Regions from separate parts of the Homo sapiens genome. Here all the other regions are linked to region 4. Evidence: chromatin loops called from intact Hi-C (ENCODE). Cell type or tissue: endothelial cell of umbilical vein. All regions are shown on one strand. Links, peaks and the distances in the headings refer to the core of each region. The heading gives the core; the rest is flanking DNA.

Region 1 (7,771 bases), core at 1,824-6,823, 470 kb before region 4:
CCTGGGTTCAAATGACTCTCCTGCCTCAGCGTCCAGAATAGCTGGGATTACAGGCACCCACCACCACACCCAGCTAATTTTGTATTTTTAGTAGAGATGGGGTTTCACCATGTTGGCCGGGCTGGTCTTGAACTCCTGGCCTCAGGTGATCCACCCACCTCGGCCTCTGAAAGTGCTGGGAGTACAGGCGTGAGCCACTGCTCCTGGCCCATTTTATTTTATTTTTAAGACAGGATCTTACTCTGTCGCCATATTAGTCCATTTTCACACTGCTAATAAAGACATACCTGAGACTGGGCAATTTACAAAAGAAAGAGTTTTACTGGACTCACAGTTCCACATGGCCAGGGAGACCTCACAATGATGGAGGAAGGTGAAAGGCACATCTCACATGGTGGCAGACAAGAGAAGAGAGCTTGTGCAGGGAAACTCCCGATTTTAAAACCATCAGATCTCATGAGAACCATTCACTATTATGAGAAAAGCACGGGAAAAACCCGCCCCCACCATGATTCAGTCATCTCTCACCAGGTCCCTTCTACAACACGTGGGAATTATGGAGCTACAAGATGAGATTTGGGTGGGAACACAGAGCCAAACCATATCAGTTGCCCAGGCTGGAGTGCAGTGGCACGATCATGGCTCACTGCAGCCTTGACTTCCTGAACTCAAGCAATCCTCCTGCCTCAGTCTCCTGAGTAGCTGGGACTACAGGCATGCACCATCAAGCCCAGCTATTATTATTTTTTTAAATAGAGATGAGGTCTCCCTGTGTTGCCTTACTTTTAATTTTTCTTTAGCAGTGCTTCACTATGTTGCCCAGGCTGGTCTCAAACTCCTGGCCTCTAGTGATCCACCCACCTTGGCTTCCCAAAGTGCTGAGATTACAGGTGTGAGCCATCTCACTAATCTCATACTTTTAAATGCCATGTATATGCTGATGGCTCTCAAATTTCCTCTCCAACCCATACATTTTCTCTGAACATCAGGTTCATTTTGTCTATTTGCATGTGTAATAGGTGTATTATTTTTAACATGTCCCAAAACAAACTCTTGATTTATCCACCTCATCTTCCTGCAAACTTTCCCACATTTGTAAATGGAACCTCATTATTCCAGTTGCTCGAGCCAAAAACCTAGGAGTCATCCTTGCTTTCTCACTTTCTTTCATACTCCCAAACTAATCCCATCAGCAAATCCAGTTGGCTCTGCCTTTCAAACAAAACCAGAATCTAGTGACTTCTCACCACCTCCACTGTTATTATGTAGATACAAGCTACCATAATCAATCTCATGGTTAATTACAAGAGCCTCTTAACAAATATTTCTGCATCCACTCTTGCCTTCCTTAAGTCTAGTCTTCATTTGCCTGAAAGTAATCTTTTAAAAGACATACGTCACTGGGAATGCAACTGGTATGGAATACAATATGCCATTTCCTCAAAAAAATTAAACAGAATTACCATATGATCCAGCACTTCCACTTCTGAGTATATACCCAAAAGAATAGAAGGCAAGTACTCAAACAGATATTTGGTGGTTTTTTGTTTGTTTGCTTGTTTGTTTTGAGATGGAGTTTTGCTCTTGTCACCCAGGCTGGAGTGCAATGGCACGATCCCAGCTCACTGCAACCTCTGCCTCCCGGGTTCAAGCAGTTCTCCTGCCTTAGCCTCCCTAGTAGCTGAAACTACAGGCGCATGCCACCACGCCCAGCTAATTTTTTTTTTTTTGAGACAGAGTTTCTTTCTCGTCACCCAAGCTGGAGTGACAAGCAATCTTGGCTCACTGCAACCTCCACCTCCCAGGTTCAAGCGATTCTCCTGCCTCAGCCTCCCAAGTAGCTGGGATTACAGGTGCCCACCACCATGCTCTGCTAATTTTTGTATTTTTAGTGGAGACAGGTTTTCACCATGTTAGTCAGGCTGGTCTTGAACTCCTGACCTTGGGCGATCCACCCACCTCGTCCTCCCAAAGTGCCAGGATTACAGGTATGAGCCACCATACCCAGCCCTGGCTAATTTTTTGAGGTTGAGGCTGCAGTGAGCTGTGACCATGCCACTACATTACTGCCTGTGCAATGGAGAGACCTTGTCTTTAAAACAAAGAAAAACATGTGTGTGTGTGTGTGTATATATATATATATGTATATGTATATACATGCCAGATTACAGCCTTCCTCTGCCCAAAGTTCTGCAATGTCCTCTTATTTCACTCAGAGAAAAAGCCAATAAGTCCTCACAGTCTCCTTTAAGGCCCCGTATAGTTGATCTGACCTCACATTACTGGCCCCCTTAGTCACTCTGCTCCAGACACATTGGCTACTTTGATATTCCCTGAAAATTCCCGGGACTCTCCTGACTTGGGGCCTTTCAACTTGCTGTTCCTTTTGTTTAGACTGCACTTACCTCCAGATATTTATGTGCTTCTAACTTTCACCTCATTCAGATCTTTACTTGAATATAATCTTCTTACTCACCCTGACCACATTATTTAAAATCACAAGTTGCATAACAAGCACCCCCATTTCTCTTCTCTGACATATTGTATATTATACTTTGTTTAAAAAATTGTTTGCCTCCTTCAGACTAGAAATGCAACCTCAATGAAGGCAGGATTTTTGTCTGTCTTGTTCACTTGTCTACGGCTAGCACCTACAACAGTGTTTGGTACATAATAGACACTCAATATTTGTTCAGTGAATGAAAGAATAAATGCAAGGAGAGTGAGGACAAAGACAGGACTAATTTAGAGCAATCTGGAATAGCTAAAAAGAAAAAGGAAAAGAGAGGATGGACGTGAGGCTGTAAAGGTCATTAACATCTCGATTCTTGAGAGCCTTGAATGCAGGACTTAAAATTCATGGACAGAGGAGAGTCACCAAAGGTTTGGAATAAGGAAATGATTTGTGTTGTGAAGATGATGTGATCAAATGATTGAATGCTACTGTTAACAGATCTAACGGTGCCATTGGGGTGAGCACTTTATACAGTGTACCTTCCCAAAAGCTCAATGAGGTGGGAACTATTTTTAATCTACATTTTATAAATGAAGAAGGTGACCAGGCACGGTGACTCATGTAATCCCAGCATTTTGGGAGGCTGAGATGGAAGGATTGCTTGAGCCCAGAAGTTTGAGACCAGTATGGGCAACATAATGGCACCCTATCTCTATTATTATTATTATTATTTTGAGACAGTTTCACTGTGTCGCCCAGGCTGGAGTGCGGTGGTGCAATCTTGGCTTACTGCGACCTCAGCCTCCCAGGTTCAAGCGATTCTCCTGCCTCAACCTCCTGAGTAGCTGGGATTACAGGCGTGCACCACCACACCCAGCTAATTTTTGTATTTTTAGTAGAGACAGGGTTTCGCCATGTTGGCCTGGCTGGTCTTGAACTGCTGACCTCAGGTGATCCGCCTGCCTCAGCCTCCCAAAGTGCTGGGATTACAGGCATGAGCCACTGTGCCCGGCCTCTATTATTTTTTTTTAAATAAAAGTGAAAAAGCTAAGATTCTGAGATATGGGGTGACTTTCTCAAGGTAACACAGCTAGGAAATGGCAGAACTCGGATTTGAACCCAAGGCTGTCTAATAAAATCAAGCTTCTGTGCATTTCATGCTAGTCTTAACTTCTTCCAACCTTATGTCCTGCCTCCCCACCCAGATGATAGCTGCAGGCATCCTGTCCTTCGTTATCTTCACCTTGTCTCATTCCTCACCCCCAGGCCCAGCAGAGTGCTCGCCCATGATGTCCCTAGTGACTGTGGATTCAGTGGGACCCTTTGCTTGGGTTTCTTTGGTCTTCCTTATCTGTTCACCCCAGTACCTTGACCGTTGGCTCCTTTCACTGCCATAACCTCTGGCATCAAACATATTCATCCTTTTTTTTTTTTTTTTTTTGAGGCAGGTCTCACTCTGTCACCCCAGCTGGACTGCACTAGCATGATCATGGCTCACTGCAGCCTCAGCCTTCTAGGCTCAAGTGATCCTCCTGCCTCAGCCTCCTGAGTAGCTGGGACCACAGGCATGTGCCACCATGCCTAATTTAATTTTTTTTTTTTTTGTAGAGATGGAGTCTTGCTATGTTGCCTAGGCTGGTCTACGAACCCCTAGGATCTAGCGATCCACCTGCTTTGGCTTTCCAAAGTATTGGGATTACAGGCATAAACCACTGTGCCCGGCCAATGTCTTCATCCTTAACATTGGGATACTAATTCTGGTTGTTGTAATGACTAAAGAAAATAAATAAAACACCTAGCACATTGCAAGGCATAAAGTCCTCATGTAGGGATTATGATTGTCTTACCTCCTTACCCCTGTCCTCAGAGCCTCATACAATGCTAGGCGCTGGTAGAGGGCTAATGGACATCTGTTGAGTTAAACAGTATGTTGAAAGAACACTGGTTTGGGAGTCAGCAGAGCTAGATTTTAATACTGGTTTATGGGCAGTTGTCACTTTTTCTCTCTGAAATTCAGTTTTTTCACTGTCCTTGGGGCCTCTACAGTCTCCTGCAGCTCTTAGGCAAAGTATGAATGCAGGTAAATCCCACACCCTCAGACCCTCCTTTGACTCAAATCCCCCCTCTGACACTGCTGGACCCCTTTTGGCAGATGATTTTTTTCCTACTCCCCCTACCCACCCCATTAGAATTGGCAGGTGATTCTTATCCCAGGATCCTGGCTTTTGCTCCCAAGGAGCCCTGACACCCAGGTGCCACCAGATGGTGCTGTGGACTCATTCTTCACGGGAAGCTGGCTCCCGGGCTCCCCGGCTCCCTATCTCCCCGGCTCCTAGGAGAGGCCTTCTGGCTCCTCTGGACAGGGTGGGGTTCCTCCGTGGAAGGCTGCTAGGCCTGGGATAATCCTGGGAGGTGACTCAAGCCTTTCAGAAATTTCCAAGGCCCAAGCCCGCCCTCGGTTTGGCGTGCAGATTCCAGCATAGAGTTGGCAGGAGGACTGGCTGCGTAATTTGTAGAACCCAGTGTAAGACCAAAATGCCTAAGTTACTGATGCAGGCAGCACAGGGAATGCCTAAAAGCCCATGGACTGGTTCTAGTTCAGCCCTCTAGAGCTGATTGTTAACATTTCAGGAATTTTGGCCGGGTGTGGTGGCTCACGCCTGTAGTCTCAGCTACCTGGGAGGCTGAGGCAGCAGAATCACTTCAGCCTGAGAGGCAGAGGTTGCAGTGAGCAGGGATCGAGCCACTGCACTCCACCCTGGGTGACAGAGGGAGACCCTGTCTCAAAAAAAAAAAAAAAGAAAGAAAAAGAAAAAAAGGAATTTTAAAAGCTGGTTGTTGAACACGGACATTATTTAATTAAATTTTATAAACTTACCATTAAATAAGTTATAGAGCTGGGTGTGGTGGCTCACACCTATAATCGCAACTTTTCAGGCGGCTGAAGCAGGATGATCGCTTGAGCCCAGGAGTTCAAGGTTACAGCGAGGTATGATTACACTATTGTACTCCAGCCTGGGTGACAGAGCAAGAGCTCATTTCTAAAAAATAAATAAATAAAATAAAAACAAAGGTAATAAATAACCCAAACTCATCACTATGTAATTACTTTTATATATTTCACTATCATTTATGCTCACTTTACTTTTTTTGGCTGGGTACAGGGGACTTTATTGATGGTACATGACAAAGTGCGGTCTCATAGTCCCCTCCCATTCTTCAGGGAGCCTGGCATGGAAACAGTGTTCAGGAGGGGGAGATTCTCAGTGTGGTGGGGGACTGAGTTTGGCAGGGACTCCCCAGCAGCTGAGGGCCTCTCTTCTTCTCGTGCTGTCACTGGGGCTGGTGGTTCAGAGGGCCCTTACTCCTAGGAGGCCATGTAGACCATAAGGTATATCGTTCTGTTGCTGTAGCCAAATTCATTGTCATATCAGGAAATGAGCTTGACAAAGTGGTCTTTGAGGGCAATGCCATTCCCAGCATTGAAGGTGGAAAAGGTGGGTGTCTCTGTTAAAGTTGGAGGAGGCAACCTGGTGCTCTGTGTAGCTCAGGAGGCCCTTGAGGGTGGCCTCCGATGCCAGTTTCACCACCTTCTTGATGTCATCATATTTGGGCAGCTCTCTCCAGATGGCAGATCAGGTCTACAACCCACATGTTGGCAGTGGAGACATGGAAGGCCATGCCAGTGGGCTTTCTGTTAAGCTCAGGGATGGCCTTGCCCACAGCCTTGGTAGAGTGGGTAAATGCAGGGATGATGTCCTGGAGAGTCCTGTGGCCATCACGCCACAGTTTCCCAGAGAGGCCATCCACAGTCTTCTGGGTGGCAATATTGGCACCAACTGTGGCCATGAGTCCCTCCATGATGCCAAAGTTGTCATGGATGACCTTGGGCAGGGCAGCTAAACAATTGGCAGTACAGGAAGCGTTGCTGACAATCACAAGGTTGTTTTCATACTTCTCAAGGTTCACGGCCATCACAAACATGGGGGCATCAACAGAGAGAGCAGATATGACCCTTTTGGTTGCACCCTCTAAGTGAGCCCCAGCCTTCTCCAAGGCAGTGAAGATGCCAGTGGACTTCATAACATAATCAGCGTCAGGACCAGCCCATTTGATTTTGATGGGATTTTGTTCCTGGAAGATGGTGATGGGATTTCCATTGGTGACAAACTTCTTGTTCTTAGCCTTGATGGTGCCTTGGAACTTGTCATGGGTGGAGTCATACTAGAACATGTAGACCATGGAGTTGACCTGAATGAAGTGGTCATAGATGGTGACACTATCCACTTTGCTAGAGTTAAAAGCAGCCCTGGTAAACAGGCTTCCAATATGGTCCCATCTATTTACTCTGGCCTTCACTCACACCATGATGTCTCAAGGCTGCTGCTGGTGCTACACGAGATGTGTCTGTATGTTGTATGGCAAGAGCAGAGAGCTCATCTGTGTTCTTGAAGTAACTTACATTTATTGTATCTATATGGTGGAAATACTATATAATAGTGTACTTTTTTTTTTTTTTGAGACGGAGTTTCACTTTTGTTGCCCAGGCTGGAGGGCAGTGGCACTATCTCGGTTCACTGCAACCTCTGCCTCCCGGGTTCAAGCGATTCTTTTGCCTCCCCCTCCCGAGTAGCTGGGGTTACAGGTGCATGCCACCATGCCTGGCTAATTTTTTTGTATTTTTAGTAGAGACAGAGTTTCACCATGTTGGTCAGGCTGGTCTTGAACTCCTGACCTCAGGTGATCCACCTGCCTCGGCCTCCCAAAGTGCTGGGATTACAGGCATGAGCCAGCATGCCCGGCCTAATAGGAGATATCTCTCCTCAACTCTGCATTCAGTGATTGATGTCACATTGGCACCTTAAAATTGATGAAGGTGGGAGTGTTTAATCATTAAAATCCACAAACAATACAAATCATGCCCCTTCTTCCGCCAAGCCAATTGTTAAACTTTTACCAGAATACACGGGTCCTGATTGTACTCCTAATGTCCTATGTGATTTTGAGCAAAGCCCTGTTCTCCCCAGACTCCCATATATTTACGTATCACTTTATAATTGACAAAAGGGGAGCATCCTTTGTGTGCTAGGCACTGTTGTCTCATAGAATTCTTAGAACAACCAAAGGGGTGGAATATTGTAGCCCAAAGAGCAAAGAAGAACTTTGTCTCCAGGGTGGCTCTGTTACCAGAGTTCCCAAAAGATGGCACTGTGGACTGGCTCAGAGGAAATATAGCAAAATATGTAATATATATTATATAGATTATATATATATATATTTTGAGATGGAGTTTTGCTCTTGTTGCCCAGGCTGGAG
Region 2 (7,771 bases), core at 945-5,944, 350 kb before region 4:
GAGGTTGCAGTGAGCAGAGACTGTGCCATTGCACTCCAGCCTGGGAAACAAGACAGAAACTCCGTCCCCCCACCACCCCCCCAAAAAAAGTATCAAAAATTAACAAAAGGTACACCTATAATGGTCCACCTAATGGCACTTACTATATAAATGGAGCTTGCAGGACTGGAAGTTGCTCTAGAAGGGCCAGTGAGTGAGTGGTAACTGAATATGAAGGCCTAGGACATTACTGTAGACTTTATAAACACGGTACACTTAGGCTAAATGTATTTATTTATTTTGAGACAGAGTCTCATTCTGTCACCCAGGACGGAGTACAGTGGCACGATCTCAGCTCACTGCAACCTCCGCCTCTGGCTTCCAACAATTCTGCCTCAGCCTCCTGGGTGGCTGGGATTACAGGCACGCGCTACCATGCCCAGCTAATTTTTGTATTTTTAGTAGAGACAGGGTTTCACCATGTTGGCCAGGCTGGTCTCAAACTCCTGACCTCAGGTGATCTGCCCACCTCGGCCTCCCAAAGTGCTAAGATTACAGGCCTGAGCCACCGCGCCCAGCTGGCTAAATTTATTTTTAAAAATTTCTTTCTTCAATAGTGAATTAACTTTAGCTTGCTCTAACATTTTTACTTTATACACTTTTTAATTTTTAAAAAACTTTTACGGCCGGGCGCGGTGGCTCACGCCTGTAAACCCAGCCCTTTGGGAGGCCGAGGCGGGTGGATCACGAGGTCAGGAGATCGAGACTATCCTAACACAGTGAACCCCCGTCTCTACCAAAAATACAAAAAATTAGCCGGACGTAGTGGCGGGTGCCTGTAGTTCCAGCTACTCGGGAGGCGAGGCAGGAGATGGCGGGAACCCGGGCGGCGGAGCTTGCAGTGAGCCGAGATCGCGCCACTGCACTCCAGCCTGGGCGACAGAGTGAGACTCCGTCTCAAAAAAAAAACAAAAAACAAAAAACTTCTTAGGCCAGGTGTGGTGACTCAAGCCCGTAATTCCAACACTTTGGGAGGCTGAGGCCGGAGAATTGCATGAGCCTGGAAGTTAAGACCAGCCTAAACAACTTAGTGAGATCCCATCTCTACAAAAAATAAAAAATAAGCTGGGCATGGTAGCGCCCATAGTCCCAGCTACTCTGGAGGCTGAGTGGGGAGGATCACTTAGGCCTGGGAGTTTGAGGCTGCAGTGAGCCATGATCAAGCTACTGCATTCCAGCCTGAGTGACAGAGGGAGACCTTGTCTCAAAATAAAAAACAAAAACCAAAAAAACCCACTTGACTCTTTTGTAATAACACTTAGCTTAAAACACACATTCTACAGCGGTACAAAAATATTTTCTTTCTTTATATCCTTATTCTATAAGCATTTTCCTATTTAAAAAATTTTTTTGAAACACCATGACTGGCTAATTTTTGGGCTTTTTGTAGAGACAGGGTTTTGCCATGTTGCCCAGGCTGGTCTTGAACTCCTGAGCTGAAGCAGTTTGCCCACCTCATCCTCTCAAAGTCGCTGGGATTACAGGCGTGAGCCACCTCACCCGGCTAATTTTACTTTTTAAACTTTTTTTGTGAAAAATTAAGACACACACACACCAACACACACACACACTAGACTAGACTAGGCCTACACAAGGTCAGGATTACCAATATCACTGTTTTCTATCTATATATCTTGTCCCACTGGAAGGTCTTCAGGGGCAATAACACGCGTGGAGCTGTCATCTCCTATGATCATGGTATCTTCTTCTGGAATACCGCCTGAAGGACCTGCCTGAGGCTGTTTTACAGAAAACTTTTAAAAATATAACTAGAAGGAGTACATTCCAAAATAATGATGAAAAGTATAGTATTTAAACACACAAACCAGTAACTTTTTTTTTTTTTGAGATGGAGTCTCGCTCTGTTGCCCAGGCTAGAGTGCAGTGGCATGATCTCAGCTCACTGCAGCTTCTGTCTCCCAGGTTAAAGTGATTCTCCTGCCTCAGCCTCCCGAGTAGCTGGGATTATAGGCGCGCGCCACCATGCCCAGCTAATTTTGTATTTTTTGTAGAGATGGGGTTTCACCATGTTGGCCAGGATGGTCTTGAACTCCTGACCTCGTGATCCTTCCACCTCAGCCTCCCAAAGTGTTGGGATTACAGGGGTGAGCCACTGTGCCCAGCCCATAGTCATTTATTATCAAGTATTCTGCACTGTACATAATTATGTGTTCTAGAATTTTGTATGACTGTTAGCACAGATTTGTTTACACCAGTGTCACCGCAGTGCTAGGATGCTACCGCAGCTACAACATCACTAAGCAATAGGAAGCTTTCGGCTCCATTATATTCTTAAGAGACCACTGTTGTATATGCAGTCTATTGTTGACCAAAATGTGGTGCATGACTGCAGTTATTGTTAGATGATGTGTTTTGAAGTGTGGTATGGGAACTATAGTCACTGGAATAATAAACATATAAAGTATAAGTTTCTAATTCTGAGATGAGTAAGATGAGGGTAAGATCATTACATTTGTTAAAGAGCTGGTACAAATTCACAGGTATCTGTTCCAGCTTCTTGTTTCCTCTTTGCTTTTTTTTTTTTTTTTTTGAGAGGGTCTCACTCTGTCGCCCAGGCTGGAGTGCAATGCCATGATCTTGGCTCACTGCAACCTCTGTCTCCCAGGCTCAAGTAGTACTCCCGAGTAGCTGGGACCACAGGTGCGTACCACCACGCCTGGTTAATTTTTTGTATTTTTTGTAGAGATAGGGTTTTGCCATGTTGGTCAGGCTGGTTTCAAACTCCTGAGCTCAAGCGATCTCCTGCCTTGGCCTCCCAAAGGGCTGAGATTACAAGCGCAAGCCATCGCACCAGGCCCCTCCTCTTTGCTTTCTATTAGTCTTTTATCTCCCTGGTCACCAGCGGTTTGTCCAACCGCCTATTTTCCCCTTTTCTTCCAATGAAGAGTCCCACATCTTTCTTTATTAAATTTAAATATTTTTCTCACTTGAATATCTCAGATAACCGATGATCCTCCTAGTTAGTTACAGTTTTGGTGATGAAGACATTCATTTATTCCTCAAATGTATGCAAATTATCAATTTATCATCACTTAACTTCAAACTTAAGCTTTTTTTGCCCTGCTTTGTGCAACCAGCTGGACTCTATAAACATTTCTTCTTTCCCAGCTAGAGCAATGTTAGGCCCTGTCAATAGAGGGCGCCAGAGGGACACTGCAATAGCAGAGGCAGGGGCTTAGTGATTTCAGTGTAATTTTTTTTTTTTTTTTTTTTTAAAGACGGAGTCTCGCTCTGTCGCCCAGGCTCGAGCGCAGTGGCGCGATCTCGGCTCACTGCAAGCTCCGCCTCCCGGGTTCACGCCATTCTCCTGCCTCAACCTCCCAAGTAGCTGGGACTACAGCTCTCACGCCAACACGCCAGGCTAATTTTTTGTATTTTTTAGTAGAGACGGGGTTTCACCGTGTTAGCCAGGATGGTCTCGATTTCCTGACATGTGATCCGCCCACCTCGGCCTCCCACAGTGCTGGGATTACAGGCGTGAGCCACTGCGCCAGGCCAAGTTTTTTTTTGTTTTTTTGTTTTTGAGACAGAGTTTCACTCTCGTTGCCTAGGCTGGAGTGCAATAGCGTGGTCTCAGCTCACTGCAACCTCTGCCTCCGGGGTTCAAGCAATTCTTCTGTCTCAGCCCGCCACCATGCCTGGCTAATTTTTGTATTTTTAGTACAGGCGGGGTTTCACCACGTTGGCCAGGCTGGTCTCGAACTCCTGACCTCAGGCAATCCACCCGCCTCAGCCTCCCAAAGTGCGAGGATTACAGGCTTGAGCCACCGTGCCCGGCTTCAGTGCAACTTTCTTCTTCATCCTACAGTACAGCTCCATGGGGAATGGTGCCCACCCTGCAGTGAGTTTGCTGGCACCCTGGTGGGTGGCCACAGATCTTCCAGCCCACACCTGTGGCACCTCAATGAACTTCACCATCCAGCAGGCGGCAGACATATCCTCTCTGAAGAGGTCTAAATCCCAGTCTTTGGTGGGGCATGGGAAAGGAAGTCCTCTTGCAAGTTTCTTCTTTCCTTGAGTACTCTCCTTCAACCTTAAAGGTAATAGCTGGTCCTGTTGTCTTTGCCATTTGCTACATTTGCTATTCCTGTTTGTTTATTTATGTATTTAAGAGAGGGTCTCACTCTGTCCCCCAGGCTGGAGTGCAGTAGTGCAATCATGGCTCATGGCAGCCTCAACCTCCCAGGCTCAGGTGATCCTCCTGCCTCAGCCTCCTGAGTAGCTGGGATGATAGGCATGCACCACCATGCCTGGCTAATTTGTTGGCCAGGCTGGTCTCAAACTCCTGGGCTCAAGTGATCCTCCCACATCGGCCTCCCAAAGTGCTGGGATTACAGGCATGAGCCACCATGCCTGGCTGTATTCCTGTTTTCTTTGGAGCCCTGTTTCCATTTTAGTAGATAATTACCTGTGCTAGTCAATTTTGTGTGTCAACTTGGAGGGTGTTTTGATGAGATTAACATTTAAATCTGTGAGCTTTGGGTAAAGCAGATTGCCTTCCATAACATGGGTGGGATTCATCCAATCAGCTCAAGTCCCAAATAGAACACAAAGAGCAACCTTCCTGAGGGGATTCTCCAGCAGACTCTGTGGACTGGAACTGCACTGTCAGCTCTCCTATGTCTCCAGCCTGCCCACACTGCAGATTTGGATTTGTGAGCCTCCATAATCCCATGAGCCAATTCCTTATAAGAAATCTCTCTTGGCTGGGTGTGGTGGCTCATGCCTGTAATCCCAGCACTTTGGGAGGTAGAGGTGGGCAGATCACCTGAGGTCAGGAATTCGAGACCAGCCTGGCCAACATGTGAAACCCTGTCTCTACTAAAAATACAAAAATTAGCTGGGCATGGTGGCAGGCGCCTGTAATCCCAGCTACTTGGGAGGCTGAGGCAGGAGAATCACTTGAACCTGGGAGGTGGAGGTTGCAGTGAGCCAAGACTGCACCATTGCACTCCAGCCTGGGTGACAAGAGTGAAACTCCGTCTCAAAAAACAAACAAAACAAAACAAAACAAAAAACGTCTCCCCACCTTTTACTAGTTAATAATTCTTTTTTTCTAGGCCGGGCACAGTGGCTCACGCCTGTAATCCCAGCACTTTGGGAGGCTGAAGCGGGCAGATCACGAGGTCAAGAGATCGAGACCATCCAACATGGTGAAACTCTGTCTCTACCAAAAATACAAAAATTAGCTGGGCTTGGTGGTGTGCACCTGTAGTCCCAGCTACTCGGGAGGCTGAGGCAGGAGAATCGCTTGAACCCCAGAGGCGGAGGTTGCAGTGAGCTGAGATCGTGTCGCTGCACTCCAGCCTGGTGACTGAGCGAGACGCCGTCTGAAAAAAATAAAAATGAAAATAATAATTCTTTTTTTCTTCCCCCCACTCCCCCTGCCCCGAGACAGAGTCTCACTTTGTCGCCCAGGCTGGAGTGTAGTGGCATGATCTTGGCTCACTGCAACCTCCGCTTCCTGGGTTCAAGCAATTCTCTGTCTCAGCCTCCCAAGTAGCTGGGACTATAGCCATGTGCTACCATGCCTGGCTAATTTTTGTATCTTTGGTAGAGACAGGGTTTCACCATGTTGGCCAGGCTGGTCTCGAACTCCTGACCTCTCAGGTGATCCACCTGCCTCAGCCTCCCAAAGTGCTGGGATTACAGGCGTGAGCGACCACACCTGGCTTCTTTTTTTCTTTTTTCTTTTTTATTGAGACAGAGTCTTGTTGCCCAGGCTGGAGTGCAGTGGCATGATCTTGGCTCACTGCAACTGCCACCTCCTGGGTTTAATTGATAATCCCACCTCAGCCTCCCGAGTAGTTGGGATTACAGGTGTCCACCACCACACCTGGATAATTTAGTATAATTCTTTATATTAAAGTTTCTATGTTCAAATTCGTGGCATGGTTTATGTCTCTGGGCTGTACACTACTGACATCAGCAGTGGACCTGACACAGGGCACATACATGTAAGTGACTTCAGCAAACTAACAGGAAATGGCTGTCCTCCATAGTTGAAGAAATGGACAGAGGAAAAGTCAAGAACATTTTTCATAAGAACAGTAATGGAGATGTTTGTTTAGGGCCCTCCAGAAGCAGAGCGGAGGGATGCCATAAGGCTTCCCAGGAGAGTTGATGTCTGAACTGAATATTGAAGGAAAAATAGGAGTTTTCCTGGCCAGGCTCGGTGGCTCATGCCTGTAATCCCAGCACTTTGGGCTTCTGAGGCAGGTGGATCACCTGAGGTCCAGAGTTCCAGACCAGCCTGGCCAACATGGTAAACCCTGTCTCTACTAAAAATACAAAAATTAGCCAGGTGTGGTGGCGCATGCCTGTAATCCCAGCTACTCAGGAGGCCGAGGCACAAGACTTGCTTGAACCTGGGAGGCAAAGGTTGCTGTGAGCCGAGATCGCGCCACTGCACTCCAGCCTGGGCAACAGAGCGAGACTCCATCTCAAAAAAAAAAAAAAAGAAAAAGAAAAAAAAAAGCATACAAATATACAGTTAGAAAAAATAAGACCTAGTATGTTTTTTGTTTTTGTTGTTGTTGTTGTTTTGAGACGGAGTCTCGCTCTGTCACCCAGGCTGGAGTGCAGTGGCACGATCTTAGGTCACTGCAACCTCTGCCTCCCAGGTTCAAGCAATTCTCCTGCCTCAGCCTCCTGAGTAGCTGGGATTACAGGTGCGTGCCACCATGTGCACCTAATTTTTGTATTTTTAGTAGAGGTGGGGTTTTGCCATGTTGGCCAGGCTGGTCTCAAACTCCTGACCTCAGGTGACCCACATACCTCAACCTCCCAAAGTGCTAGGATTACAGGTGTGAGCTACCGCATGCGGTTTTTTTTTTTTTTTTTTTTTTTTGGGACAGTCTCGCTCTGTTGCCCAGGCTGGAGTGCAGTGGTGCGATCTTGGCTCACTGCAACCTCTGCCTCCCAGGTTCAAGCGATTCTCCTGCCTCAGCCTCCTGAGTAGCCGGGATTACAGGCATGCACCACCACACCAGCTAATTTTTTTGTATTTTTAGTAGAGACAGGTTGGCCAGTCTGGTCTCGAATTCCTGACCTCAGGTGATCCGCCTGCCTCAGCCTCCCAAAGTGTTGGGATTACAGGCGTGAGCTACCGTGCCCAGCCAACTCTGTCTCTTTAAAAAACAAAACAAAAAGACATACTAGGGCCAGGTGTGGTGGCAGGCACCTGTAATCCCAGCTACTTAGCAGGCTGAGGCAGAAGAATCACTTGAACCCAGGAGGCGGAGGTTGCAGTGAGCCAAGATAGTGCCATTGCACTCCAGCCTGGGTGACAAGAGCGAAACTCCGTCTAAAAAAAAAATAAAATAAATAAAGATAAATATTTAAGGGGATGGACATCCCAATTATTCTGATTCAATCTTTACATATTACATGAATATATCAGATTATCATACGCACCCCAAAAATATGTACATCTATTACGTATCAATAAAAAAATAATAAAAGGGAAAAAAACAGAGCCAAGAAGAGGCTCCAATTAAACTTAGAGAGGGAGAGGGAGTAAAGTCCAGGCTGCCAGCACTGACAGAGTAAAGTCAGGGCAGCACCGAGTCCTGCTGGAAGAATGGGGAAAGTGTGAGCAGGTGCGCATTCACTGTCAGCCTCTCTTCCAAATACCCAAGGCTAAGGAATTACAAGCCAAGAGACTGCCTCATCCCAATGCTACTTCCTCCGAGGAGTTTAAAGGTGAAAG
Region 3 (7,771 bases), core at 1,221-6,220, 160 kb before region 4:
CACCTGAGGCCAGGAGTTCGAGACCAGCATGGCCAACCTGGTGAAACCCTGTCTCTACTAAAAATACAAAAATTGGCTGGGTGTAGTGGCTCATGCCAGTAATCCCAGCTACTTGGGAGGCTAAGGCAGGAGAACTGCTCGAACCTGGGAGGTGGAGGTTACAGTGAGCCAAGATTGTGCCACTGTGCTCCAGCCTGGGCAACAAGAGCAAAACTCTGTCTCAAAAAAAAAAAAAAAAAAAAAAAAAACGCACCAAAAACCAGAATCAGAAAAGTTGTGAACAAATTTCATCTCGAGTGAAGACTTCTGGGTGCCACTCCAGGCAGGGTCCCCACCCAAGGGGTCCCTCTGTCTTAGGACTGTAGTTTCTGTGGCTGGTAGAATGGGGCAGGCAGGGGACTGTGAGTGAGTGGACATGCGTGTGGGAGGAATGGATGGATGAGCTGGGAAGTGGAGAGGCACCAGAGGGCAGCAGGGGAGGCATGGCCTTGGCAGCTGTCTCTACCAGACCCCAGAGCAGATCCTATAGGACCCTGGGAAACCAACCTCCCTGAACCTCAGCTCCCTCTCAGCAAAATGGGCAATTAACACCCTCTTCACAGGGTTGTTGTGAAATGCAATCAAATGTGAGGCTCAACACATGAGCCACTGGAAGTGGAGCTGCTCTCCAAGCTGAGAGTAGCACATTCCCCATTACTACTGATGCAGGTGGAGGCCATTCTGCTCACTTTTTTTTTTTTTTTGAGACGGCGTTCTTGCTCTTGTCCCCCAGGCTGGAGTGCAATGGCATGATCTTGGCTCACTGCAATCTCTGCCTCCTGGGTTCTCCTGCCTCAGCCTCCTGAGCCACCTGCCTCCACACCTGGCTAATTTTTGTATTTTTAGTAGAGAAGGGGTTTCTCCATATTGGCCAGGCTGGTCGTGAACTCTTGACCTTCAATCCGCCCTCCTGGGTCTCCCAAAGTGCTGGGATTACAGGCATGAGCCACCACGCCTGGCCTCTGCTCACTTTCTTTGTGCCAAGAGCTCCAGCAACCCGTCTAGAGGTGGGAGGAGGGTGGTACAGAGATGCCCTGGCAGGGCCCTCAGACCCACCACTTCTGTTTTTTGTTTTCAGACAGAGTCTTGCTCTTGCCCAGGCTGGAGTGCAGTGGTATGATCAGTGGGACCACAGGTGTGTGCCACCCCACCCGGCTAAATATTTTATTTTTTGTACAGATCACAGCCAGATAGAGGGGTATCTCACCATGTTGCCCAGGCTGGTCTTGAACTCTTGAACTCAAACGATCCTCCAGCCTTGACCTTCCAAAGTGCTGGGATTACAGGCATGAGCCACCGCACCCAGCCTTGACCTACTGCTTCTAGAGAGCCAGGGTATGAATCCAAGCTTTGGAGCGCTTACTTGCTGTGTGACCTTAGGAAAGTCACTCCACTTCATGGAAATTGTTTTCTTCTCTGTAAAATTAGATAACACAGCCAGGCGCGGTGGCTCACTCCTGTAATCCCAGCACTTTGGGAGGCCGAGGTGGGTGGATCACCTGAGGTCGGGAGTTCAAGACCAGCCTGACCAACATGGAGAAACCCCGTCTCTACTAAAAATACAAAATTAGCTGGGCATGGTGGTGCATGCCTGTAATCCCACCTACTCGGGAGGCTGAGGCAGGAGAATCGCTTGAACCCAGGAGGCGGAGGTTGCAGTGAGCCGAGATCGTGCCATTGCACTCCAGCCTGGGAAACAAGAGCAAAATTCTGTCTCAAAACAAAACAAAAACAAGAAATAATTAACTATTATTTTTGAAACTCCCCTTTCTCCTGCTTCCTCTCTCTGAAGCTGCAACCAGGGGCTGGCTGACTACAGCATGTGTTTTCACTCGCTCATTCATTCACTTCACCATTTGTTAGGCCAGACAATGTGTTAAACCCTAAGAACACAAAGACAGTAAGTCATTAAAGCAAGACCTATATCTGTATGACTTCATGGCTGTGTCCCTTGTCCCTAGGTTTTCAACAAATAGTGGCCAAATGATGTGTTCATGAAGAGTATAGTAATGAATAAGACAAATAGAAGAGAATAAAGAATGAAAAGAAAAAACAAATAGTGGCCAAATTAGTAAATGATGTTAGCTATATTCTTGAGCCCCTACTGCAAGCCAGATGCTAAACTAGTCTTTTTTTTTTTTTTTTGAGACAGAGTCTCGCTCTGTCACCCAGGCTGGAGTGCAGTGGCGCAATTTTGGCTCTCTGCAACCTCCACCTCCCGGATTCAAGCAATTCTCCTGCCTCAGCCTCCTGATTAGCTGGGATTACAGGCACCCACCACCATGCCTGGCTAATTTTTGTATTTTTAGTAGAGAGGAGATTTCGCCGTGTTGGCCAGGCTGGTCTCAGACTCCTGACCTCAGGTGATCTGCCTGCTTGGGCCTCCCAAAGTGCTGGGATTACAGGCCGGAGCCACTGCACCTGGGCTAGAAGGCATTTTATCTGCTTTAATGCAATAAATCTTCAGAACAGCCCTATAACATGGGGCCTGTAATAAAGCCCATTTACTGATGAGAAAACTGAGGCTTGGAGAGGTTATGCAACTTAGTTGACCAAAGTCACACAGAGAGGAAATGGTGGCACCCAAGATTCAATACACTGCCTCCACGAATAAATGATGTGTTATCCACATCATTGTCATTAACCTTGACTTTCAGAGACTTATAGTCTAGTGGGAATCTGGCAGCCTTTCCATCCTCAGACTTAGCCCCAAGGGGCCCAGGCATGGCCACAGACTTGTTTTGTGTCTCCGGGCAAATTACTTAACCTCTCTGGTTCTGCTTCCTTTTTTTTTTTTTTTTTTTTTTTTGAGACCAAGTCTTGCTCTGTCACCCAGGCTGGAGTGCAGTGGTGCCATCTCAGCTCACTGCAAGCTCCGCCTCTCAGGTTCATGCCATTCTCCTGCCTCAGACTCTCGAGTAGCTGGGACTACAGGCGCCCACCACCACGCCCAGCTAATTTTTTGTATTTTTAGTAGAGATGGGGTTTCACCATGTTAGCCAGGATGGTCTCGATCTCCTCACCTCGTGATCTGCCCACCTTGGCCCCCCAAAGTGCTGGGATTACAGACGTGAGCCACAGCGCCCGGCCACTTCTTTTTTTCTTTTTTTGAAACAAAGTCTCACTCTGTCACCCAGGCTGGAGTGCAGTGGCTGGATCTCAGCTCACTGCAACCTCCGCCTCCCGAGTTCAAGCAATTCTCCTGCCTTAGCCTCCTGAGTAGCTAGGATTACAGGCACTTGCCACCACGCCAGGCTAATTTTTGTATTTTTAGTAGAGACGGAGTTCCACTATGTTGGCCGGGCTAGTCTCAAACTCCTGACCTCAGGTGATCCACCCGCCTCGGCCTTCCAAAGTGCTGGGATTACAGGCGTGAGCCGCCGCGCCTGGCCCCCTGATTCTGCTTCTAGGAAATGAGATTGGGTGGGCGTTAAATGAGAAAATGTGCAGGAAATGCCCAGCCTTTTGCCCAGTATACAAGAGACACTTGATAAGTGTTCTTCTCTTTATTTCCTTCTTTCTCCCTGCCCTCTGGGACCGCTGTCTGGGAGCCATTGGGGCCTACCCGGTGCTGACCACCAGCCACCGCTTCAGAGGAAGCTGCGTTCAGGGTCGTTCCTCCCCAGGTCGGGCAATGCCGAGCACTGCCTCCAGGGGGCGCCGCCACGCCGACCCCGCGCCCCGGGGGTTGTCTTTTCCGCCGCAGCCGCGCGGGGCCGCCCGGGCCCTGAGTTTTCAGGACCGATGGCGCGCCGACAGTGGGGAGGTCGGCGTCCCAGCTGAATCAAGGACGTCCTTTAGCACCGCAGTGATAATGAACACACAACAATAATAGCCGCAGATCCACCCATAGCGAGCTGCTGGAGTTTAAAGGGCGCATGCGCTTGCTGGGAGGCTGTGGGACTCAGGGAAGGTGCCAGGCCTTAGACTCTGAGCTGGGTTCGAATCCAGAGCAGAGCAGTCTCTCACGTTTCCCCGCTCTGTACCCTTAGGCTTCTCTGAGCTTCTGCTTCCTTTTTTTTTTTTTTTTTTTTTTTTTTTTTTTTGAGACGACGGAGTCTGGCTGTGTCGCCCAGGCTGGAGTGCAGTGGCGCGATCTCCGGTCACTGCAAGTTCCGCCTTCCAGGTTCACGCCATTCTCCTGCCTCAGCCTCCCGAGTAGCTGGGACTACAGGCGCCCGCCACCACGCCTGGCTAATTTTTTTATATGTTTTTAGTAGAGACGGGGTTTCACTGTGTTAGCCAGGATGGTCTCGATCTCCCGATCTTGTGATCCACCGGCCTCGGCCGCCCAAAGTGCTGGGATTACAGGCGTGAGCCACTGCGCCCAGCCTCCTTTGTTTTCAAATGGGAAATGTATTATAGTTCTTGAGAGGAATAAATGAGCAACTTAGGAGAAGTGCATGTACCGTAATTCCCTCTGTCCTGTGAGGGAGCTCTGATTGAATTCCTTTGTGGAATGAGAACGCTGGGGACCCTTTCCCAGGCTCGCGGGCCTCCATGGGTCTCTCTCTCCCCTAGCACAGCCCAGAGGCCAGTCCAGGAGCTCTCTCCCTAAACCCCCTCTTCGGAGCTTCCCTACTCCTCTCTGGAGTTGGCAGCACCTTCAGCTCCTTGGACTCCTCTGGGAACTGCCCCTCCGTCCCCAGGTGCAGGCCCAAGCCAGCAATCTTCCCCTGGCCAATCCCACTACATCCCTCAAACTGAAGCAACGCCCCGTTTGTTCTCCTTACCGCTTCCAAAACCCCATCCAGCCATCTTCTCCAGAAAAACCTTTCCCCGTGTCCTCTCCCAGGTCCACAGCCTTTGCACATGCCACTCCTTGTATCTGGAACACCCTTTCCCCAAGCCCTAAAGCTTGTTACTCAGAACACAGCTTAAATATCACTTTTTCCAGGACGCTCCCTCCCTGTGGTCCTATGGTCGCCTGAGTTTCTTTTGCATTTCTTGTTTTTTTTTTTTTTTTTTTTTTTTTTTTGAGACAGTATCTCGCTCTGTCTCCCAGGCTGGAGTGCAGTGGCGCGCGATCTCGGCTCACTGCAAGCTCCACCTCCCGGGTTTTACGCCGTTCTCCTGCCTCAGCCTCGCGAGTAGCTGGGACTGCAGGCGTGCACCACCTACGCCCGACTAATTTTTTTTGGTATTTTTTTAGTAGAGATGGGGTTTCACCGTGTTAGCCAGGATGGTCTCGAACTCCTGACCTTGTGATCCGCCCACCTCGGCCTCCCAAAGTGCTGGGATTAGAGGCGTGAGCCACCGCGCCCGGCTGTTTTGTTTTGTTTTTTAAGATGCAGTCTCACTCTGTCCCCCAGGCTGGAGTGCAGTGGCGCGATCTCGGCTCACTGCAACCTCCACCTCCTGGGTTCAAGCAATTCTCTTGCCTCAGCCTTCTGAGTAGCTGGGAGGGACTACAGGTGTGCACCACCATGCCTGGCTACTTTTTGTATTTTTACAAAACTACTATATTGGCCAGGCTGGTCACTATATTGGTTTCACTCTATTGGTTTCACTATATTGGCCAGGCTGGTCTCGAACTCCTGACCTCAGGTGATCCGCCCGACTCAGCCTCCCAAAGTGCTGGGATTACATGTGTGAGCCACCATACCCAGCAGGATTTTTTTGTTTAGTGCCTAATCTCCCCTCATTACAGAGTGAAGCCCTCAAAAACAAGAACCTCATCAGTCAAGGGCTCCATGTTATGCCTAGGGCCCTGCCCTGTGAATGTTTGGTAAATGTGTGTCTAATGAATAAGCGATTCCACCCAACTGGGTCCACACTCACTAAGCTTTCTCAACAGCCTCGGCTCAAAGGCACATACACAGAGTCAACACAGCCACACACACACGCACACACATGCACAGAGTCACAAATGGTGCACAAATATGCAACAGGCTCACGCACAAAGCTGAATTCATCTGTGCTCACTACTCCTCTGTGTCCCAGGTCTGTTTTCTTTTGTGACTTGGGGTCCCTGAGAACAAGAGTGTTTTTTTTTTCTTTTTTTAGATGGAGTTTCACTCTTTCGCCCAGGCTGTAGTGAAGTGGCAAGATCTCGGCTCACTGCAACCTCTGCTTCCCAGGTTCAAGTGATTCTCCTGCCTCAGCATCCCGAGTAGCTGGGATTACAGGCACCCGTCAACATGCCCGGCTAGTTTTTGTATTTTTAGAAGAGACAAGATTTCCTCATGTTGGCCAGGCTAGTCTTGAACTCCTGACCTCAGGTGATCCACCTGCCTCAGCCTCCCAAAGTGCTAGAATTACAGGCATGAGCTACTGCACCTGGCAAGAGTTATGTTTTTTTGTCTTCGAGATGGAGTTTCACTCTTTTGCCCAGGCTAGAGTGCAGTGGTGCAATCTCGGCTCACTGCAACCTCCGTCTTCCGGTTTCAAGCGATTCTCCTGCCTCAGCCTCCTGAGTAGCTGGGATTACAGGTGCCCGCCACCACGCCTGGCTAACTTTTGTATTTTTAGTAGAGACGGGATTTCACCATGTTGGCCAGGCTGGTCTTGAACTCCTGACCTTGTGATCCACCCGCCTCAGCCTCCCAAAGTGCTGGGATGAGAGGCATGAGCCACCGCGCCCAGCCTTTTTTTTTTTTTTTTTTTTTTTTGAGTCGGAGTTTTGCTCTTGTTGCCCAGGCTGGGGTGCAATGGCACGATCTCGGCTCACTGCAACCTCCGCCTCCCAGGTTCAAGCGATTCTCCTGCCTCAGCCTCCCGAGTAGCTGGGATTATAGGCATGTGCCACCATGTCCGGCTAATTTTTAGTAGAGACGGGGTTTTTCCATGTTGGTCAGGCTGGTCTCGAACTCCCGACCTCAGGTGATCCGCCTGCCTTGGCCTCCCAAAGTGCTGGGATTACAGGTGTGAGCCACCGCGCCCGGAAAGAGTTGTGTTTTTTACCAGCCTAGGAGCCCCTAGGAGAGGGCAATTTGCTCCCATCAGACTGGGAATCCCAGGCGAATGCTCTATCTCCCCAACTAGTTTGAGGACCTGGGCTCAGGAGTGTCTCCCTTACCAGCCCAGGAGCTCCTGGACCAGGCTGCTTCTACTTCAGGCTTTGGAGCCCTTGGGCCATGCTAGATATGTTCACTAACTAGCCTTGGAGCCGCAAGAACAGAATGGGCCTTCCTTGCTTCAGCCAGGTACTCCAGGAGCAGAGCTGAGCTGGATCTCCCCCAGCAGGCTGGTGGCTCCCACAGGCATGGCTGTGTCTCCCTGACCCCTCTCCACCTCTGCCACTGTCCACCGGCCTAACCCTTCTACCTTGATACAGCAGTTAGGGCTGGGCTGGGCTGGGCTGCCCGAGCTTTGGAAGCAGCAGCAAACCACACTGTGAGACAGGTCCTTTGGAATTCCCTAGGAGGTGGCAGGATCAGTGAGGCTGCAGTAGGGGTGACCTGGCCTGCCTCAGTATGTTGGGCAACTCATCCATATATCTAGTCACTCACCAAACCAGTCCAGAGTTCTTGGGCCTGGGCCTACAGCGCTCTATCTGTATTATGTAGTTAAATTGTCTCATCAATCCTGTGAGGTGGGTGTGATCACGCCTCATTTACAGATGAGGAAACTGAGGGTCAGAGAACAGCAGTGACTTGCCCTAAGTCACAGAGCTGGGAAAGAGCTGGCTGGTTGCCTACTGCATCTTCTACCCAGGTTCAGGAAATGTTTAGGGATAGATTCCACAGGTAGAGAGAGGTGTGTGGCGGGATGCCCAGGTTTCTGGCTTGGG
Region 4 (7,590 bases), core at 1-5,000:
CTGCTCCCTGGGTCAAAGAAGGGAGCTAGGGAAGCTGAGGCAAAGACCTGGGGTTAGGGGAATGGGATTAGGGGACTGGGGACCACAAGACCCTAGGAAACCCAGGGCTGAGGTGACAGGGGAGATTTGGAAACTGAAGGACAGGTCTGGGGGTCAAGGAGGTAGGAAGACGCTGGGGGCTGGGTTAGGGGAGCAGTGTTTGGGCCGAGACAGGAGTCCCTAGGGGGCAGAGAAAGGACCAGGGGACTCCCAGGTAGCTGGGCTCGAGAGGAGCCTGCCCCGGCGCCGGCCCCCCGCCCCGGGCCCCCTTACCCGCCTGCACCAGCGCGAAGCAGACGCAGCCCAGCCACAGGCGGAGCGCGGCGCGGGCGCGGGGCGGCCAGGCGCTCGGCGACCCGGGGTGTATGGTGGCTCCTCCGGCCGGCAGGCCCGGGGCGGCGCAGGGGGACGCGGCTCCGGCGCCCGGCGGCCGCTCGCGCTCGCGCTCCGGCCCCCGGCCCGGCCGGCCCGGCCGCTCCGGCCGCCCTGCGCCGCCCCGAGCCGCCTGCATGTCGGCTCCGCGGACAGCGACTCCCGCGCGGCGGCGGTGGCGGCGGCCGCGTCCACGTCGGGCGCCCGGGGGGCGGGGCGCCCCCGCTGCGGGGAGAGGTGCGGGGGCGGGGTGAGGACCGGAGGGCGCCCCCACTCCCGCCCCCGCTGCCTATTAGGTCCTCTGCCGGGGAGGAAGGGGCTTCGCGGACCCACGGCTCCCGCCCTCTCACCGAGCGGGAGCCCAGCGGGGTTCTCCGCGCCCCCGCCGCGGTCACTCTCTCTCCCGTGCACAGCCCTGACTTGGCTGCCGCTTTCTGCCCTTTCCCAGGGTAGAGAGAGGACAAGTGCCACCGAGATGCCCGTTTGTGCCCCCACCCCTAAGCGCGCCTCCCTTCCCTGGGCCTAGGGATCCCCTCATTCCACGGTAGACCCGAGGCCTTGCGGCTGGGGCAGACGGGAGCAGAGGGGAGAGATCACAGTAAGGCTGGGGTGAGCAGAGAGTGCTAAGTGGACACTAGGGCTCCGTGTTTCCAGTGGGGTTGGGAAGAGGCTGCTCTGTCTCACTGGAGAGTCCAGCTCTGTGACCCCAGGCCAGTCCTTTTCCTTCATTTTCATCCCCATAGTGAGGGCAGTAATGAGCGTCTACCAGGGGCCAGATACTATGCTGAGCTTTCTTTGCATTATGTGGCTTAATTCTCAGGGCAACCCTGTAAAGTCATACTCTGCACACTTTGCACAGGAGGAGCCTGCAGCTTGGACAGGCTACTTGACTTGTCCAGGGACCCGCAGCAGAGCCAGGATTTGAACACAGGCTGATCTGACTCCCAAAGCTGTGCTTAACTGAACTGTCTCCCCACCCAGAGTGACTTCACCCATCCGGAGATTCGTGAGACTCTAGAATTGGCCGGGGCCAGCTCCTCCCCAGCCAGAAAACAGTCTGCAGCAATCTCTAAGAGCATCTCTGAGAAGGGGAGTGGCTCCAGCCCCCTTCCCTCATCTCAGCCAGAGAAACAAGGTGGAGGAGAGAGGCATGGACCAGGGCTCAGGGCCTTTTGTCTCAGCAAGAACCCCTGAGCCCCCTCCCACGACTATCCGAAATTCCACTACTAGCGGGGCATTCCTTTGGGTCTTAAAGGTTTTCCAGAAGCCCTGGAAGGGCTAATTTTCTTTGGAAAGGAGACGTCTTGCAAAGTTCTGCCACAGAAACGTCTTCAGGGTCTTCCTCTCCATCCCCCTGGTTTTACATTAAGGAAGTGAGGTCTACCGATGGGAAGAGCTTGGTGCAGATTCACACAGTGGGTCAAGAGGAGCGATAGACAACCCTCCTCTCCTTATGCCCACCCAGGACTCCTTCGCTGGCCCTGTGTTCCTCCTTGGTCACCTTGGAAGGGGTGAGATGGAAGCGAGCTTAGGGGCTCTTGTTGAGCAGCAGAATTTTCCTGCCCATCCCCTCAGTGCCCCCAGACCTGCCCCACTCGGCAGGGTGACACTGCCCAGCCCTATCATTTCCCCCGCCACATACCTTGTCCTGGGAGAGCCTCAGCTGGGACCTCGACCCGTTTGGGAGAAGAGCCCCGGAGCCAGAGCACCTCTCTCTCTCTTTTCTCTTTGCTCTCTTTCTCTTTCTCTCCCCTTATTATCTTCTCTCTCTTTCTCCCCGCAGCTGCTGCCTGCCCCACCCCACCCGGCCCCGCCCCACCAGCTGCAGCTTAGCCCCTAGGGACCCCCCACCCCCCATCCATCAGACAGGAAGACAACCAGGAGGCCCGCAGGAGCAACTGGAGCCTCTTCAGGCCTCCAGCACAGGAACCAGCAGGAAGGAGAGGGTTCAGTTAGAGGACACAGAATCTACTCCCGTCCCTGCAGGGGAGAAAAGGAGGGAGGGTCCTGGTGGGGTCTTGGCCTCCAGTCCAGCGCTGGGGAAAGGGGAACCTTGGCGCCATCTGCTGGCCTCTTTGGGTAAAACCTAGATAGATGTAGGGCATTGGGAGGGAGGAGATGGCAGTGCCTGAGGGCTTGAGAGAGAAGGCGGCTGAAGGAGGGGGCTTGGAGGATTTGGAGAGTTGTGACTGTGGGGGTACAGCCTTCTCAGTCCTCATGATGCATGGGGTGCTTGGGCCTTAATTCTGGGGAAAGCCCTGGTGCCTGGAATCTGGCAGCCAGTGAGAGCTGGCTGGGAGGATTTAGTGGAGCCCTGGGTGAACTTGGGAGGGAGCTGTCAGAAGCAGCCACTGCAGGCCAGGGCGCTGGCTCACGCCTGTAATCCCAGCACTGTGGGAGTCCGAGGTGGGTGGATCACCTGAGGTCAGGAGTTCGAGACCAGCCTGGCCAACATGGTGAAACCCCGTCTCTACTAAAAATACAAAATTAGCCGGGCATGGTGGTGTGTGCCTGTAATCCCAGCTACTCTGGAGGCTGAGGCATGAGAATCATTTGAACCTGGGATGCAGAGGTTTCAGTGAGCTGAGCACACCACTGCATTCCAGCCTGGGTGACAGAGAAAGACTCCATCTCAAAAAAACCCAGCCACTTTATGTACCCCATCCCTTAGCGCAAGGCTTACGATGCAGTTGGGGCTCATTAAATGATTGTTGACTGTATGGAAAAAAAATCATTCTTCCATCATATGTTTATTGAGCACCTATTATGGACCAGGCCCTGTGTAATATTCTGGAAACACAGCAGTGAAAGAATGAGTGAAACCATGAGGACCTGGGTAGGGACTAAGGGTGCGCCTCTGTCCTCCCAAGCTGCACTCACTGGGCTTCATTTGGAGGACTCCACAGAGACCCCCTTGAGGGCTGGCCGGTCACTTACACATTGACACCTAATGGGGTCACCAGCATTTGGACCCTCCTGCGTGTCCAGAGTCTCAGCACCTAACTCAGGCTGCAGGTGCCCAAGCCAGCCCCGGGTACCCATTTAGAATAGGAAGTTTCCTTTTTATAGCCTAGGATGGTCATGGCCCCAGTCAAGGATGGTCACTAGACACCCCTCACCCGCCCTGCAAATCACAGGAAGAATCAGGAGGTCAGGAGTTGCTTTGGGGATATAATAATTGAGCACCTACTTTATCCATGTTATTGTTTTATTTTATTTTGAGACGGAGTTTCATTCTTTTGCCCAGGCTGGAGTGCAGTGGCGTGATCTTGGCTTGCTGCAATCTCTGCTCCCCAGGTTCAAGTGATTGTCCTGCCTCAGCCTCCTGAGTAGCTGGGACTACAGGTGCCCACCACCATGCCTGGCTAATTTTTTTATTTTTAGTAGAGACGGGGTTTCATCATGTTGGCCAGGCTGGTCTCGAACTCCTGATCTCAGGTGATCCACCCACCTCAGCCTCCTAAAGTGCTGGGATTACAGGCGTGAGCCACCGCGCCCGGACTTTATCCATGTTATTTTGAGTCTTAGGCTGGTATGTGTCATTAACTTCCATTCCATATCAGGAAGCTGAGGATCAGAGAGGTAAGGGGACTTGCCCTGTGTCACACAGCCAGTGAACTATAGAGACATGTCTCAAATTAAATTATGCGGCTGCAAGTTGAGGGCTTGATCCAGTCTGCCTACCGTATCCCCTCACCTCTAAGGACCTCTGAGGACAAGGATCCAGGGCTCAGGGCTCACCAGAGGACATCACATCAATCTCCTTCCCTGAAGGGCTCAAGGGGACTTATTGCTCACAGAGGCAGTTGCTAATCCCAGGGCCAAGACAAGGGACCCCCTACTCACCCAACACTTTTCCCGTGCTGACACATTATGTACATAAGGGAAGACTCTTTGAATCCTCAGAGGAGTTGGAATTATACCCATTTTACAGATGAGGAAACTGAGGCTTGAAGAGAAGAAGGGGCTTGCCATGGGTCATACAGCTGGGAGACACTGATCTAGCCTCTCTAATCCTCAAAATCCCCATCATGGCAATGATGAAGTCAGGCCAGTTTAGTATTTCCTGAGTGCTGGTGGTGCTGAGGACATAGTGATGAACCAGACTGGTCCTAGTCCTTAGGGAGTTCTCATGGCCGGGGAAGAGGAGAGAGATGCTCTTAAAATACAAAGAGGGGACTGCCTTCTGGAATAGGAGGCACCTGGGGCCTACAGGGACAGAAAAGGTAATTAACTTGAGAGGAAAGCAGGAAGGGCTTCTGGGAAGAGGTGATGCTTGAGCTTAATAAGTACTGACAGTCAGGTGGAAGTTAGCCAAGTGAGAGGAAAGAAACAGAGGGAAAGAGGAATCATTAGCCCTGAGGTCTGGAAAAGTGGAGTGTTTCTGTGGAGGGAAAGCAGGAGAGGCAGAATGTTTATGTGGGCGTTTGCTGTAGGCTCTGAGCTGTGACATTGGGAGCAGGAAAAGTAGAACTAGATTGGAAAGATTGTTCTGAGCTTGCAAGAGAAGCTGGGGCTAGGAAGGGCTTTATTTATTCAACAAACATTTATTGAGCACCTACTAACTGCCAGCAGCATCACAGCTGTGACCAAGACAACAGGGTCCCTGCCCCATGTGAATCTCATATTCCAGGGGGAGAGAAAAGCAATAAACAAGTGAGCTGATGACCAAATGAAATATCTTCAGAGACCGAGAGTGGCTATGAAAACAATGAAGTCATGTGGTGGAGAGTGGCTGGGTGGGGCGACGTTACATGGTGTGGGCTGAGGGGGAGTCACCTGAACTGACACCTGAAGGCAAAGGAGGCAGCAGCACACAGCACAGGAAGGGAGCTCCAGCCCCAGAAGAGCAAGTACCAAGGCCCTGGGGCAGGAGCAAGCTTGCATGTTGGGGAAACAGAAAGAAGCCAGTGAGCCTGGAGCTTTATAAGCAAGAAGGAGGCAGTGAGGGCAGGTGGGATTGGATAACACATGCCTCCAGGTGTGGAAGGGAGGTTAGGTTGATCCCACTCACAATGGGAAGCTTCGAGGGGAGATGAGATGGGATGTGATTTGCATTTTAAAAGGCTCACTTTGCCCGCTCCAGTGTGCAGGCTGGATGGCAGAGAACAGGAGTGGGGGGCCAGGTGCCCTGTGAGGAAGCAAGGAGGGTGCTGCGGTCTCACGGCCAGAAAGGATGCAGTGTTGGCCTGGGTGGTGGCAGGGGACAGAGAGAGAAGTCGATGGAGGATTTGGGATGTTTTTTTTTTGTTTGTTTTTGTTTTTTTTTTTGCAGGAGGAGCTGATGGATCAGACATATAGGAGGAGATGAAAAGGAAGCAGGGCAGAGGTCAGCCCTCCAAAGTCCAGATTCTGAAGCCAGAAACCCCTGGCTGGGTGACATAGGGCCAAGTAACTCTAGCTTTCTGAGCCTAAAATGCCTCCTCTGGTCAGGGGTGGAGAAGAGGAAGAGAGAAAGAAAGAGGTAGGAGGACGGGGGCGGGGGGTGGGGGGGATGGGGAGGGAGGAGGACGGGGAGGGGGGAAGGGAGAAGGAGGAGCGGCAGAATAGAGCCTTCTAATCGGGTAAAGGAGACCTCCTCAAATCTCTTCAGTTCTTCAGAGTCTACACAGGAAGGCTCCCATCCAACAGCACTCAGAGAGGTTGAGAATCTCACCCAGTATCACAAAGCCAGTCAGTGGCAGCTCCAGGCCTCAAAGCCTGGACCCTGGCTTTGCCTTTGGAGACAGATTCTCAGCTGCACACCAGTCACCCAGATTCCTCAGAAACAGTGGGGCCAGAGGCCCCATTTTAGAGGCTCAGAGTGGAAGGCAGTGGAAGAGGTGGAGGCAGCTAGGGGAAGATGAGAGAGGGGTAGAAGGACAAAAGCCTGGGAGTGAAGACTGCCTTTACGTTCACTCCTCAGCTCAGCCCCAGACTGCCGGAGTGACCTTGGCATCTGTTCTCACTGGCGAACAGCGGCCATCCGCAGTGAAGGTCTGACCCTGAGTCTCCAGGGTCGGTCCACCTCCCACAACCCAAGTCCACGGAGGACCTCCCTCGTGGCTCTGCACAGCCTGGGCACAGCCAGCAGAGGGCGCCACCTCAGCCACAGTGAAGCCCACATTGCCCCAGCGCAGGAACAGCCCCAGGAGGAGGCCCCGGCTGGCAGAGGCTGCCTTGCCTGCTGCTTAGCTCTCAGGAGGTCAACTCCCAGGCGAGCCGACCACAGACGCAGCAGCCAGGTAGAGCCTGCATCTTGCTGCCTCTGCCTGTAAACATGTCTCTGAACCTCTCTGAGCCGCAGTTTCCCCATCTATAAATGGGCCTAACAATAGTGCCTGCCTCATAGGGTTCTGTGAGGAGTCAATGAAGATCAGCCACATAAGGGCTGAGTTCCTAGCAGCTGCCATTTTTATTAGCAGTAGTGGCAGTTGTATCATATCTTAAAGCGCCTGACACAAAGTGTGTCCAATCAGTGGTAGCTACGATGACGACAAAGATGATGACGAGGATGTTGCAGGGACTCGGTCATTGCTTGTCTCAAATTTCCTCACCAGGGTGTATCCAGTGCCTGCCAACCTGGGATGCCTCTAGTGAGGGGCATTGCTGCCTTCCTGGCAACACTGCCAGACCATCCTTTTGCTGAAAATTGCCTCCTGGAAGCCATCCCCCTACCTGGCCCACCCAACTCCCCGCTCAGGATGATGCAGCTGGCCCAGCCTCTGGCCTCAGGCCCCTTTGTTAAAAGTCTGCATGAGAGGTCTCAGAGAAGGCTGGAGGACAGATCCAGCAGCTGGACTCATCCCTTTGCTGGAAGGGAAGGGAACCCGGGTGGCTTCCCAGGCAGGAGATTCTCAGTGGGTCTTGTTCTTGCTGCTCAAAGTTCCTTTTCTGCACACTGGGAAGAAATAAGTGAAAGAAAAAATCCCTGTGTTGTCTAAACCTCCCCTCATACCTCCGACCCAGGAATGGCTGGAGGCTGAAGAGGGAATATGATGGCCCAGAGTGACAAGCCCAGGAATGCTGGCATTCTAGTTGGCTCTGGTCCCACCTGCTGCCAGACACACCCATCTGTGTTTGTGGGTCCCGGGGTGAGTGCTTATGGGTCTGGCATCAAGGGGTCTGGTGAGGAAGGCAAGAGTCCAAGGCTTGGAGCCAAACAGTTTGGGCTCACACATTGGCTCAGCCCCGCACTAC

The links. Hi-C counts contacts between places; a loop is a spot of excess contacts. Peaks named below come from ENCODE experiments on the same cell type or tissue, not always from the same donor. Only the 100,000 strongest peaks of a DNase experiment are listed, where the experiment ranks them.
Region 1: it touches region 4 in a loop (13-fold over the local background); 18 of 110 quality-filtered maps call a loop at or near these places.
Region 2: it touches region 4 in a loop (16-fold over the local background); 22 of 110 quality-filtered maps call a loop at or near these places.
Region 3: a loop joins it to region 4, with 11 times the contacts of the local background. A loop is called at or near these places in 63 of 110 quality-filtered maps.

Annotation. Positions count from the first base shown.
Region 1 is chr1:32,396,293-32,404,063 of GRCh38, forward strand. It overlaps the pseudogene GAPDHP20. Among named protein-coding and RNA genes, the nearest start is that of BSDC1, 5.7 kb to the left of the region's middle. RefSeq lists an enhancer at 4,501-4,620. In endothelial cell of umbilical vein, for the core only: a CTCF peak has its summit at 4,702 (motif pointing right); a DNase peak (open chromatin) is centred at 4,739.
Region 2 is chr1:32,517,408-32,525,178 of GRCh38, forward strand. No RefSeq gene overlaps it. Among named protein-coding and RNA genes, the nearest start is that of ZBTB8A, 18 kb to the right of the region's middle. RefSeq lists enhancers at 3,773-3,822, 3,873-3,992. In endothelial cell of umbilical vein, for the core only: a CTCF peak has its summit at 3,190 (motif pointing right); a DNase peak (open chromatin) is centred at 3,214; H3K4me3 peaks cover 294 bases.
Region 3 is chr1:32,708,646-32,716,416 of GRCh38, forward strand. No RefSeq gene overlaps it. Among named protein-coding and RNA genes, the nearest start is that of SYNC, 9.8 kb to the left of the region's middle. RefSeq lists silencers at 3,573-3,812, 5,683-5,977. In endothelial cell of umbilical vein, for the core only: a CTCF peak has its summit at 3,703 (motif pointing right); a DNase peak (open chromatin) is centred at 3,816.
Region 4 is chr1:32,870,341-32,877,930 of GRCh38, forward strand. FNDC5 (fibronectin type III domain containing 5) reads right to left here and starts at 572. Exons shown (of 6, transcript NM_001441683.1): 1 at 313-572. The coding sequence starts at 550. It overlaps LOC105378631 (a long non-coding RNA gene), which reads left to right and starts at 5,629. Exons shown (of 3, transcript XR_947160.4): 1 at 5,629-5,875. RefSeq lists enhancers at 2,340-3,196, 6,278-6,447. In endothelial cell of umbilical vein, for the core only: a CTCF peak has its summit at 2,462 (motif pointing left); a DNase peak (open chromatin) is centred at 2,461; H3K4me3 peaks cover 858 bases; H3K27me3 peaks cover 1,721 bases.